Linked DNA regions of Homo sapiens: region 2 is linked to region 1. Evidence: read pairs that join two places in POLR2A ChIA-PET (ENCODE). Cell type or tissue: A673. All regions are shown on one strand. Links, peaks and the distances in the headings refer to the core of each region. The heading gives the core; the rest is flanking DNA.

Region 1 (6,086 bases), core at 1,063-5,062:
CCTGCAGGCTAAGGAAAAGGGGCTCAAGGGCACTCCCAAACTGAGGTCCTCAGTGGGACGGGGACATATGTATCCTGTGCCCAGACTACGAGTTAAGACAGCAGCCAGGTATTGGCACGTGGCTTCCTAAGTGAACCACAACACAGTTTAAGTTTAGAAGGAAAAGCTCTTACATAAGCTTTGGGAAACAGGAGTAGGTAACAGCAAATGAGCTAAAAGAACCACTCAAGTAACAGGAAAATATGCCTCTGTGCTATATGGCTGGGTGATCAGAGAATGCTTCTAGGTCACTGCCTGTATTACTGGACCCAGGTGTTAAAGATGCCTGCAGCTTGGCCCAAGCCTGAGGGGCCCTGCTCTTGGTGGCTTCTATAAACAGCTGGGTTTGCTCCTTTAGCTGGTCTAGTTCTACCTGAGTTGCCTGATTCTGACGAATCAACTCCTTGGTTTTCAAAGTGATCTCCAGCAAACCAGATTTATGTAGGACTACTAGGGTATTCTGAAAGCGCCTATGTTTGCTCTGCCGCTGCTCTGAAAAGATATCTGGGCTGCGGCAGAGGTGCTCTGCAGCCCATAAAGGTGAGCTATAATTAGCGGACAGTGGTGAAAGGGGAGAGTTGCTCTCTAACCCATGGAGAGTGCTGTCTGATGCGCAGACAGGACTGGCGGGGGAAGCGAAGGTCAGACTGGGAGCTTTAGCCACGTGACTGCTGGATACCGGCTGAAGAGTCTGTGGACTTCCACCTGCCACCAGAGAGGGCACACCCTGCAGAGCTGAGTCCTCGGCAAGTTTGGCGCTGGGTGGTGCTGGCGTCGAGGGACTGGATGGGACAGCACCAGCCTTGGTTGGCTCACTGGAAGACAAGCTAGGCCCAAGTCTCTCAGTACAGATTTTCTTCTGCACTCCACTTGTTCCTTTTTCTTCTGGGCCAAGGGAAAGGCCCCTTTTGCCTGGATGTGGGGCTATTTTGGTGTAAGAATTCAGAATGGGCAAGTAGTTCCTGGAGTCGGACTTTTTCTCACCAGTGTGACATGGACTGACAGGAGATGGTACAGGTGGATGAAGGAATAAGAGCTGTGGCTGTGCTGAGATCACTTCAAAGGAGGGCTGGACAGTCCACGACTGGAGCTGGGATGAGCTGCTGCCCTGAAGACAAAGGAGGAGAGCAGCACACTACTCATTACTGCTGAAAGGATAGAGGAGTGAAGCTTCTGTCAAAGGGGCAAGTGGATACTCAAATGCTTAGAACAATTTCAAGGACAGTGCTTCTCTCACATAGTGGTTTGAACATCTATTTGTGTCTGATATCACAAATACTTTTTAAACTTTTTCTAAGGGAAAACTGGAGGAAATACCTATTTTTATTCAAGTGCTATCACTCAGAAAAATAAATGGGTAGGTAAAGTAATGACATAGCTAAGGTCACAACTGAAACAACAAAAATATGGATTTCCTGGTGTAAGTTAAAATGTGACTTTACACCAAAGTGTATCTTCATTTAGTCACACCTGGAACCTCTTTTACCTGAAAATAACTTTTGATTAAAAAGTAACATATTGGGCCAGGTGTGATGGCTCATGCCTGTAATCCCAGTATTTTGGGAGGCTGAGGGAGGTGGATCACCTGAGGTCAGGAGTTCGAGACCAGCCTGGCCAACGTGTGAAACCCCGTCTCTACTAAAAAATACAAAAAATTAGCTGGGCTTGGTGGTGTGCGCCTGTAGTCCCAGCTACTTGGGAGGCTGAGGCAGGAGAATCGCTTGAACCTGGGAGGTGGAGGTTGCAGTAAGCTGAGATTGCGCCACTGCACTCCAGCCTGAGTGACAGAGCAAGACTTGGTTTCAAAAACAACAACAACAACAAAAAAAAACAGAAAGAAAAGAAAAAAACCCATATTGTCAGGAGTCTATGGGTTCCTGTTTTTAAGGCAGTGACATCCAACAATCATAAAACCATTCAAAATAATAACAGCTACCATGTATTGGTGCTGATTATAGGTTACCACTATGTGTAATGTTTTACATGAGTTACTTAATCTATTTAAAACCCCATGAGGCAGTTACCATTTCCCTTCATAAACAGGGAACTGAGGCTTAGAAAGTCGAAAAAACTTGTTTTAAGTCATCAAGTTACTAAGTGATGCAGTTAGGATTCCATCCTCTGTCTGACTCTAAAACCCATCTGAGCCATTCTGCTATACTGCCTTTGTTTATTACTCCTCAATTATACATTATTTTTTAATTAAAGTATTGATTCAGACGAAATCTAATAAAGAAGGACATGGCTACTTGTCTCCAATGTTTGAAAGCCAATCCAGTTCCAACCTGGTCCCCAAAATCTGAGTATAGATAAAGCCAGGCAGAGGGCAAGCCTGACAGAGTTTCACATCATCAGTGGGGTCAGGTGGGGTCATTTGATTTATCTGAAGAACATTACGAACTGTCTTCCCATACATGTACATGCGCGCACCATTTTGCACACATTTCAGTTTCTTGGATGCAAGGTTAGGAACTTTAGGCCAGTTCATTTCCCATGCAAAGGCTGGAACGATCTAGAGTCCTCTTGATGTTCAAATATACTCCGGAATATACTAAGGCAAGCAATGCTAGGGCCAGAAACCATATTTCCTTGTCATAGGAGATCCAAAATCAAGAGGTCTTTTGAAGTAGAAATCAGCCTGTTCCAGCTCAGTCAGAAGCAAAACTTCATGCCCTCTCTAGGGATGACCTACAAGGCAAATGGATCTGGAAAATATCTAATGCATTGTTTTCCCATGATTTTACTGGACTGTACTTCCTAATGCTACTGTTATGCCCACTCTCCTAACAGATACTTAGCTGACTTGTTCCAATTATTAGATTTTACAAATTGTATTATTCATGTGGAAATCACCTGAGGGAATACAGAACAAAATTTTAGACTTGGACAGGATCTCAGAATCATTTCACATAAACCCTTCATATTAAAGATGAAGAAACTGATATCCATTGTGGTTAATTATGTACAAGATCACACTGTCTAATGACAGAGGTGGAATCAGACTCTCAAAAGAAAAATATCTAAAACCAAGCAGCCATAATCAAGACATTACACAACATGCAGAGTTTTAAATGTGTATCATTATTTTAATTTTAGAATACGCTAGATTCTAGTATGTTTTTAAAAAACGAAACAAAACTCCTAGACTACTCCCTTAGGTCAGCTTGTCCCCAAGTCTCTTAGCTCCTGATCAGGCCCAGCAGCTTTTCTGGCGGGTCTTTGTCTTAAAGAATGTGGCTCTGCTGGAAAAGCCTACTCACTCCGTAACTGTGTGTGTGGGCTGTTCTCAGCCTTCTGGAGCTGCCAGCCTAGCCTACAACAAAGAAGGGATATAAACACAGACACAAGAAAGGGACAAGGAAGCCAGAGAGGAAGGCAGGGAGAAAAAGAACTGGGAGAAAGGAAGCCCAGGAGAAGCACTGGCAGCACTGGTGGGGCCGGAGCAATCTCATGTGGGCTCCGTTTCCTGTCTCTATTCTTTCTTTTCCTTTCAATAAGGAGAGCCATGCTTCCAGCTGAGATGTGATTTACCAAGCAAAAATCTTCAAATTCCTTTTCAGAACTCACCAGTCTGCCTTGTTGAAAATCAGTTTGTGTTCCTCATATACAACTAGGTAATAGCTAAGACATTAAGATTTCCTGTCAAGTTAAAGCCATGTTCTCACCTTTTACCCTAAGGGGGGAAAAGTCAACTACTCAAGCCAGATTTAAAATTTCACTATCTTCAAGTAGCCTCATCAATGGACCCATATGAAAACTGATATATTTTCAGAGGAAAGTACGGTAAGATTAAATTTCTTTGGCTGAAATCAATCTTTTCTATTCTCAGACTTCTCTATTCTAACTTAACCAAGTTCATATGATCAAGTTCTCAGTTTCAAACACTAGAGCTTAACTTAGATTTTCATCTAAATCTTTTCTTTCATATCTAAACAATAATCATATAATAAACATAGTTATGTAATAAAGCCCCAAACAGGATGTGTTTCCACTCCACAACACTGTGTGGATTCTGCTGGTATTCCCATACTTGAACCAGGAGCAGCTTCGTCACTAATGACAGGCTCTGGCTGACTACTAAGAAAATGCTCAGTATATGACATAAGAAACAGGGAAATTGCCTCTACTTCTGAGATAAATGCATTCTACATTCCTAAATTCCCAGGGCAATCCATATTAAAAAGAGCATCTTTTGTTTCTACCCTAAACTCTGCCATATGTTAGAATGCACCATTGAAGTGATGCCATTTCTGCTTGGTTCCTTTATATACATTTCAGGGTCTCTTTGGACAAACTATGAATACAGAAATAAAACAACCTAACTGTCTGAAAAATGAGAACGCATGTCATGATTCTTATATTCCTTTTTAAAACAGTGTCACACTTGAAAGATAACATCCGCTCCCCAGGACAGAAAGTACACATTGGTGTGGTTCTAATGGTCTGTTTCTAAAATCTCTCCTTGGCAGAGAATATAAATCTCTTCCTTTATACACGGAAGCTAAGAGATTTTTATTTGCAAAGACTTTAGGTGATATTAGTCCTCCTCACCTGTTTGACAAGCACATTCTTCATGACGACCATGGGAGACAGGGTAGGGAAGGCATTCTTTGCAGTTTTGGAGTTCTGCCTCGGCCTGTCTTCTCTGCTCCAGCCTAAGGCGCTCAGCATGTCCTCGGACTCCATCTGCTCTGCAGAGCTCAGACATTCCGAGCTCCCATCTGGTGGGCAGAAGAATGGTCAACTCACTCAGGCTCTAGACTAGGGGCTCTTAACCAGGCTCCTAAGGAGCTACAGACCTCTTGAAATTGAATGCAACACTTGTGATGTGTTTTTGTGAATTTTATTGAGAAGGAGGCTTTTAGCTTTCATTGGCTTTTCAATGGGATCTATAATTAATCCCTCCTCCACCAAAGATTAAGAATTATTGCCCTAGGACGAGTTTGACTTCCTTTCTAACTCTCTTACAGACAAAAACCTGCCTCAATTAGGGCTCACATGAAAGTAATCATCATCAGTCTACAGGAGAAATGAGTTCAAGGTTTCAAAGTTAGTTTATTACTTTCGAGAATCTATGTTGAGAAAGGAGACGAGTATGGCCCAAGGTAGGATTAAGACCTTCAGAGGCTCTGGGTACCACAAGATGTAATTACAATTAAAAAAACAAAACCAATCTGTAAACCTCAAAACAATTGCATTTTCTCCAGCTTAAGGAAGACTGTATGACTGGAAGGATATACATCAATGGAAATATGATTTAGAATCTCCAGTGATACTTTTAAAAAACCATAAATGTTGGGATCCTTCCCTTGATCTACTGAAGTGATTTACCTGGTTCCATGGTAGGTGTATTTCACAAAACACAAGTAATCCAAATGTACACCTCTAGTTAAGAACCATTAGACTGAAAACAAATGAGCCCAGAAGCAATGTACATATTGAGTGCCCAGATCTTGGTTTCTAAATGCCATTCTGCACATAAAGGAAATGAGGGGTCCTTGGAGAAACAGCTGATTCCAAGACTTTGACAGGGAAGATACGAGATGAGCCTGGACAGCTGCTTGTCCCAGAAAGCAAAGAAGTGCTCAAACACTAACAGAGACATGTCAACGAGACACAAGAGCTATCTTGAGGGGACTCCTGCTGGTCAAATTTGAGACAATTTGAGTATCAGAAATGATGATTTTAACAGGTTGACAAACTGAATTACAAAAGAATTCCATGACTACATTAGTGATACTCAAAAGAAGAGGGAGGAGGGAAAGCACTTTTTACAGAAGAATGTCAGCTAATGACGTACAAAGAATGGTAAAATTAGAAGATCACCCCCTTTTTTTTTTTGAGACAGAGTTTCGCTCTTGTTGCCCAGGCTGTAGTGCAATGGCATGATCTTAGCTCACCACAACCTCTGCCTCCCGGGTTCAAGCGGTTCTCCTGCCTCAGCCTCCCGAGCAGCTGGGATTACAGGAATGCACCATCACGCCTGGCTGATTTTGTATTTTTATTAAAGACAGGGTTTCTCCATGTTGGTCAGGCTGGTCTCGAAT
Region 2 (5,021 bases), core at 1,022-5,021, 450 kb before region 1:
TCCTCCCTCAGTGGAAATATCTTTGTGTATTATTAAAATGATTATTTAGAATAAAAATGCGTAACTTTCATAGTTAAAACACACACATAGGCAGAAAAGGTGACCAAACTGTATGTTAATAGCATCTTTTCCCAAAATGTGTACAGGCACAGACAAAAGTTTGGAAGAATGTATACCAAAATGTTAGGTGTGTACCCGTGGATGGAAGGATCATAGATGATAACATCATTTTTGTTTTTGTTTTTGTTTTTGTCTTGTCTAAAATGTTTTACAGTGAGAAATGAGATCTTATTAAATATCACTATGTAACCTGTTATTTTCTTTTTTTTTTTTTTGAGGCTAGAGTCTCGCTCTGTCACCCAGGCTGGAGTGCAGTGGCTCAATCTTGGCTCACTGCAACCTCTGCCTCCCGAGTTCAAGCGATTCTCCTGCCTCAGCCTCCCGAGTAGCTGGGATTACAGGAGCGCGCCACCACACCTGACTAATTTTTAGTATTTTTAGTAGGGACGGAGTTTCACTGTGTTGGCCAGACTGGTCTTGAACTCCCGACTTCAGTTGATCCTCCCGCCTTGGCCTCCCAAAGTGCTGGGATTACAGGTGTGAGCCATCATGCCTGGCCTCTTTTTACAATACACGGTGATTGTTGTTTGTCATTACATGTAACTCTATCTCATTCTTAAATACCAGTGTGGCAGTTAGTGCCTGGGTGTGCCCTCATTTAATTGCCCCCTCAATTGGACATCGGGGCTGTTTCTAAATTTTTCTACTGGGAACAGCACTACAGTTACAGTTTTGTACCATCATCTGGTTAGTGCCTTAGGATAAATTTCTAGCAGTCTCAGAATGCATGGTTAAAAGAGTATACATTTTTAATACTTTTCCAAATTGCCTCTAAGCATTATATGAACTTTTTTTTTTTCACTTTTATTTTAGGTTCAGGGGTACATGTACAGGTTTGTTATATAGGTAAATTGCATGTCTCGGGGGTTTGTGTACAGATTATTTCGCCACCCAGGTAATCAGCATAGTACCTGATAGGTAGGTAGTTTTTCGAACCTTACCCTCCTCAACCTCCCCTGCCTCACTCTCAAGTAGACCCCAGTGTCTGTTGTTCCCTTAGTCGTGTCTGTATGTACTCAGTGTTTAGCTCCCACTTACAAGTGAGAATATGTGGTATTTGGTTTTCTGTTCCTGTATTAGTTTGCTTAGGGTAATGGCTTCTAGCTGCATCCATGTTGCTGCAAAGGACATGATCTCATTCTTTCTTATGGCTACATAGTATTCCATGGTGTATATGTACATATATATATATATATTTTTATTTTTATTTTTGAGACAGAGTCTTGCTCTGTCTCCCAGGCTGGCATGCATTGGCATGAACTCAGCTCACTGCAACCTCTACCTCCCCAGCTCAACCGATCCTCCCATCTCAGCCACCCTAGTAGCTGGGACTACAGATGTGTTCCACCACGCCCGGCCAAGTTTTTTGTTTTTTGTTTTTTGTGTTTTCTTTTTGTATTTTTTGTAAAGATGGGGTTTCACCATGTTGCCCAGGCTGGTCTTGAACTCCTGGGCTCAAGCAATCCACCCACCTTGGCCTCCCAGTACTGGGATTATAGGCATAAGCCACCACGCCTGGCCCACATTTTTTTAATCCAGTCTACTGTTGATGGACATTTAGATTGATCCTATGTCTTTGCTGTTGTGAATAGTGCTACAATGAACATACACATGCTTGCATCTTGTATGAATTTTTCCTCAACAACATGAGATTGACTGTTCCTACTCACTGGCCAACATAGGCTATGGTGAATCATTTTAAATCTTTCCAAATCTAATGAGGAAATAATATGTTAGTTTTTATTTCATTGCTTATTAGATATAGAACAACTTTTTGCATTTTTACTGTTTTTTTAACTCTACTTGTAAGCTAATGTGTTTGTATTTCTTTATAAATTGGCCATTTTCAAATTGTTTCTATTTTTTACTGATTATAAGAGCCCTTTATATTAATTATCTTTTCCTTTATGTTGCATTATTTTATTATTATTTTTTTGAGACAGGGTCTTGCTGCATCACCCAGGCTGGAGTGAAGTAGCAGAACCACAACTCACCACAGCCTTGACCTCCTAGGTTCAAATGATTCTCCTGCCTCAGTCTCCTGAGTAGCTAGGACTGTAGGCATCCACCACCATGCCGGACTAGTGTTTTTTATTTTTTATAGAGACAAAGTCTCGCTGTGTTGCCCAGGTTGGTCTTGAACTCTTAGGCTGAAACGATCCTGCTGTCTCAGCCTCCCAAAATGCTGGGATTACAGGAGTGATTCACCATGCCCAGACTGCACTATTTTTATATTTTTGACTTTGTTTTCAGTGTCTTCCTGTACAGACTCATGAAAATGTTTTTGTTGCCACACTTACTGTTTTACGACTTTCGGATTTTACACAATACCCTCCTCATTCTCAGATCATAATGTTATTCTTTCATGTTTTCTTCTGGGAGTTTTGCGATATATTTTTTATTTAAATTTATGTGGAATTTGGGGGCATAACATTGGAGAGATTGAATTTTTTTTTCTAAGTAGATAATATGGTTAAGCATTCTGCTATAGGTATTTCTTTTTTTTGAAACAGTCTTGCTCTGTCACCCAGGCTGGAGGGCAGTGGCGTGATCTTGGCTCACTGCAACCTCCGTCTCCTGGGTTTAAGCGATTCTCATGTCTCAGCCTCCCAAGTAGCTGGAATTACAGGTGCCCACCACCACAACCGGCTAATTTTTTTTGTATTTTTAGTAGAGACAGGGTTTTGCCATGTTGGTCAGTCTGGTCTCGAACTCCTGACCTTAAGCGATTCACCCGCCTCGGTCTCCCAAAGTGCTAAGATTACAGGCGTGAGCCACCACACCTGGCTGATGCTTCTTTTATCTAAAATTTTGACCAGTATTATTTTTCTCCTCCTTCTATATATAAACAGAGAAAACTAAAATAATTCCTGTGTTTTTACTTGTCTTCAGCTGATCGCCATACATTGCTCTCTGCCTAAGAACTGGAGGCTTTGCAGGACTTGGGGAGGCCAAGGAGGGCAGATCACCTGAGGTCAGGAGTTCAAGACCAGCCTGGCCAAAATGGTGAAACCCCACCTCTACTAAAAATACAAAAATTAGCTGGATGTGGTGGCATGCACCTGTAATCCCAGCTACTCAGGAGGCTGAGGCTGGAGAATCACTTGAATCCAGGAGGCGGAGGTTTCAGTGAGCAGAGATCACGCCACTGCACTCCTGCCTTGGCGACAGAGCAAGACTCTGTCTCAAAAAAAAAAAAACAAAAAAACTGGAGGCTTTGAGTCAGGACGTAATTTACTTCTGTAGGGAACATCTCCTGAATCTTGATTAGGTCGTATGCAGATTTTTTTCTTAGAAATTACTGAATGTGTAAGCACAGTCACAACCTTAGACTATCTTATTTGTGTTTGTGTTCTGTGTTTTTATTACCTTATCTCTTTTTCTGTCAAAATTGTTTTCTGCAAAGAGCAAAATCATGTACTTTTATAACTCCTTCCTCCAGTTACAAGCAATACAGAATACAAAATCAGATTTTATGATAGGGCCAGGCGTGGTGCTCACGCCTGTAATCCCAGCACTTTGGGAGGCCGAGGCAGGCGGATCACCTGAGGTCAGAAGTTCAAGACAAGCCTGGCCAACATGGTGAAACCCCGTCTCTACAAAAGTACAAAATTAGCCTGGCGTGATGGCGGGTGCTGGTAATCCGAGCTACTTGGGAGGCTGAGGCAGGAGAATTGCTTGAACCTTGGAGGTGGAGGCCTCAGTGAGGAGAGATCACACCATTGCACTCCAGCTTGGATGACAGAGGGAGACTCCATCTCAAAAAAAAAAAAAAGATTTTATGATAGGATGTCTCCCACCCCTATTAAGTATTCCCCAGACTTAATGTTGCTTAAATTTGGGGGAGTTTTTTTTAAGGACTTCATTTCAGGGCAGGTATTTTAAGTATGAAATCTGTAGTGTGGCAACAATGGTCTTCAAAGCATTTGTCTTTAACAAGGAAATTATGATCATCATTAATGGCAGTAGCAGCCAAGTTGTTTCCAGGCCCATTAACCACCATAAGAACCAACAGAGCCACAAGAACTTGGTTGTTTATGGACAACTGATGAAGTCAAACATGGAACAATTTCAACTGATTGTCAGGCTTGCTTAACACACAGACTTATACATGCCCCAGACGGGTGTATTTTTAACCCAGTACCAAAATAAAACTCTTTAACAAGCGTTTATTGAGTACGTCCTGGGTGAAAGGAAATGGAGCACGCACTGTGAAGTTTTTTTACGCCTTGCGTTTGTTTTTTTAGGAGGAGTATGTGTCTGTGATGGTTTATTCACACTCTCTCGCTCTGTCTTTTTTACGCATTTATTTCCGAATGACTCACTGGGATTAGAGATACAGTTTGATTCTGTATTTTTCGATAAACACACAGAAGCTAACTTAATGGCAGGGTATTTAACATGAGACACTGGTCATTTTATAAGGAAGCTAATGAACTGAGTTAGCCACCACCGTCCTTTAGTCAAGTTTCGATGGTTTTGAACATTTGTTACATTTTGGATTTCAATTCAAGGTGGCAATAATTCACCTATTTTGCCCTGCTTTTTTCTGCCCAACTCTAATTATGTCCTTTGCTATCTGAGGCATGGTTTCTGAATGAGAAATATATCTCTGCATTTCCGGAATAAAGTTAGGAAAGAGGAAGATGCGGTATAACTGTTCTTTTTTGTGCTCTGTAGATATGCAAAGCCTAGAGAAGCTATTGAAAGATGCCATTGTTTATGGTCAGCCTCGGACACGAAGGCCCTGGAAGAAAATTCTCATCCTTGTGGAAGGAATATATAGGTAATCCTGCTTTATTATTCTTACCTTTGTGACTTGGCCCCATGAAGTCATAGAATTTTTTAACTGAAGGGAACATTAGTCTATCCCCCTCTGGAAACTAAGGAGACAGTGTTTA

The links. ChIA-PET counts read pairs that join two places held together with the same protein. Peaks named below come from ENCODE experiments on the same cell type or tissue, not always from the same donor. Only the 100,000 strongest peaks of a DNase experiment are listed, where the experiment ranks them.
Region 2: POLR2A ChIA-PET joins it to region 1 with 6 read pairs; 2 of 35 experiments call an interaction of 5 or more read pairs at or near these places.

Annotation. Positions count from the first base shown.
Region 1 is chr14:77,108,486-77,114,571 of GRCh38, reverse strand. It overlaps CIPC (CLOCK interacting pacemaker), which reads right to left. Exons shown (of 4, transcript NM_033426.3): 3 at 4,591-4,760; 4 at 1-1,147. The coding sequence ends at 254. Among named protein-coding and RNA genes, the nearest start is that of CIPC, 13 kb to the right of the region's middle. In A673, for the core only: no CTCF peak of the experiment used is centred there; a DNase peak (open chromatin) is centred at 3,401; H3K27ac peaks cover 2,260 bases.
Region 2 is chr14:77,556,926-77,561,946 of GRCh38, reverse strand. It overlaps SPTLC2 (serine palmitoyltransferase long chain base subunit 2), which reads left to right. Exons shown (of 12, transcript NM_004863.4): 7 at 4,801-4,906. Among named protein-coding and RNA genes, the nearest start is that of SPTLC2, 57 kb to the left of the region's middle. In A673, for the core only: no CTCF peak of the experiment used is centred there; no DNase peak of the experiment used is centred there.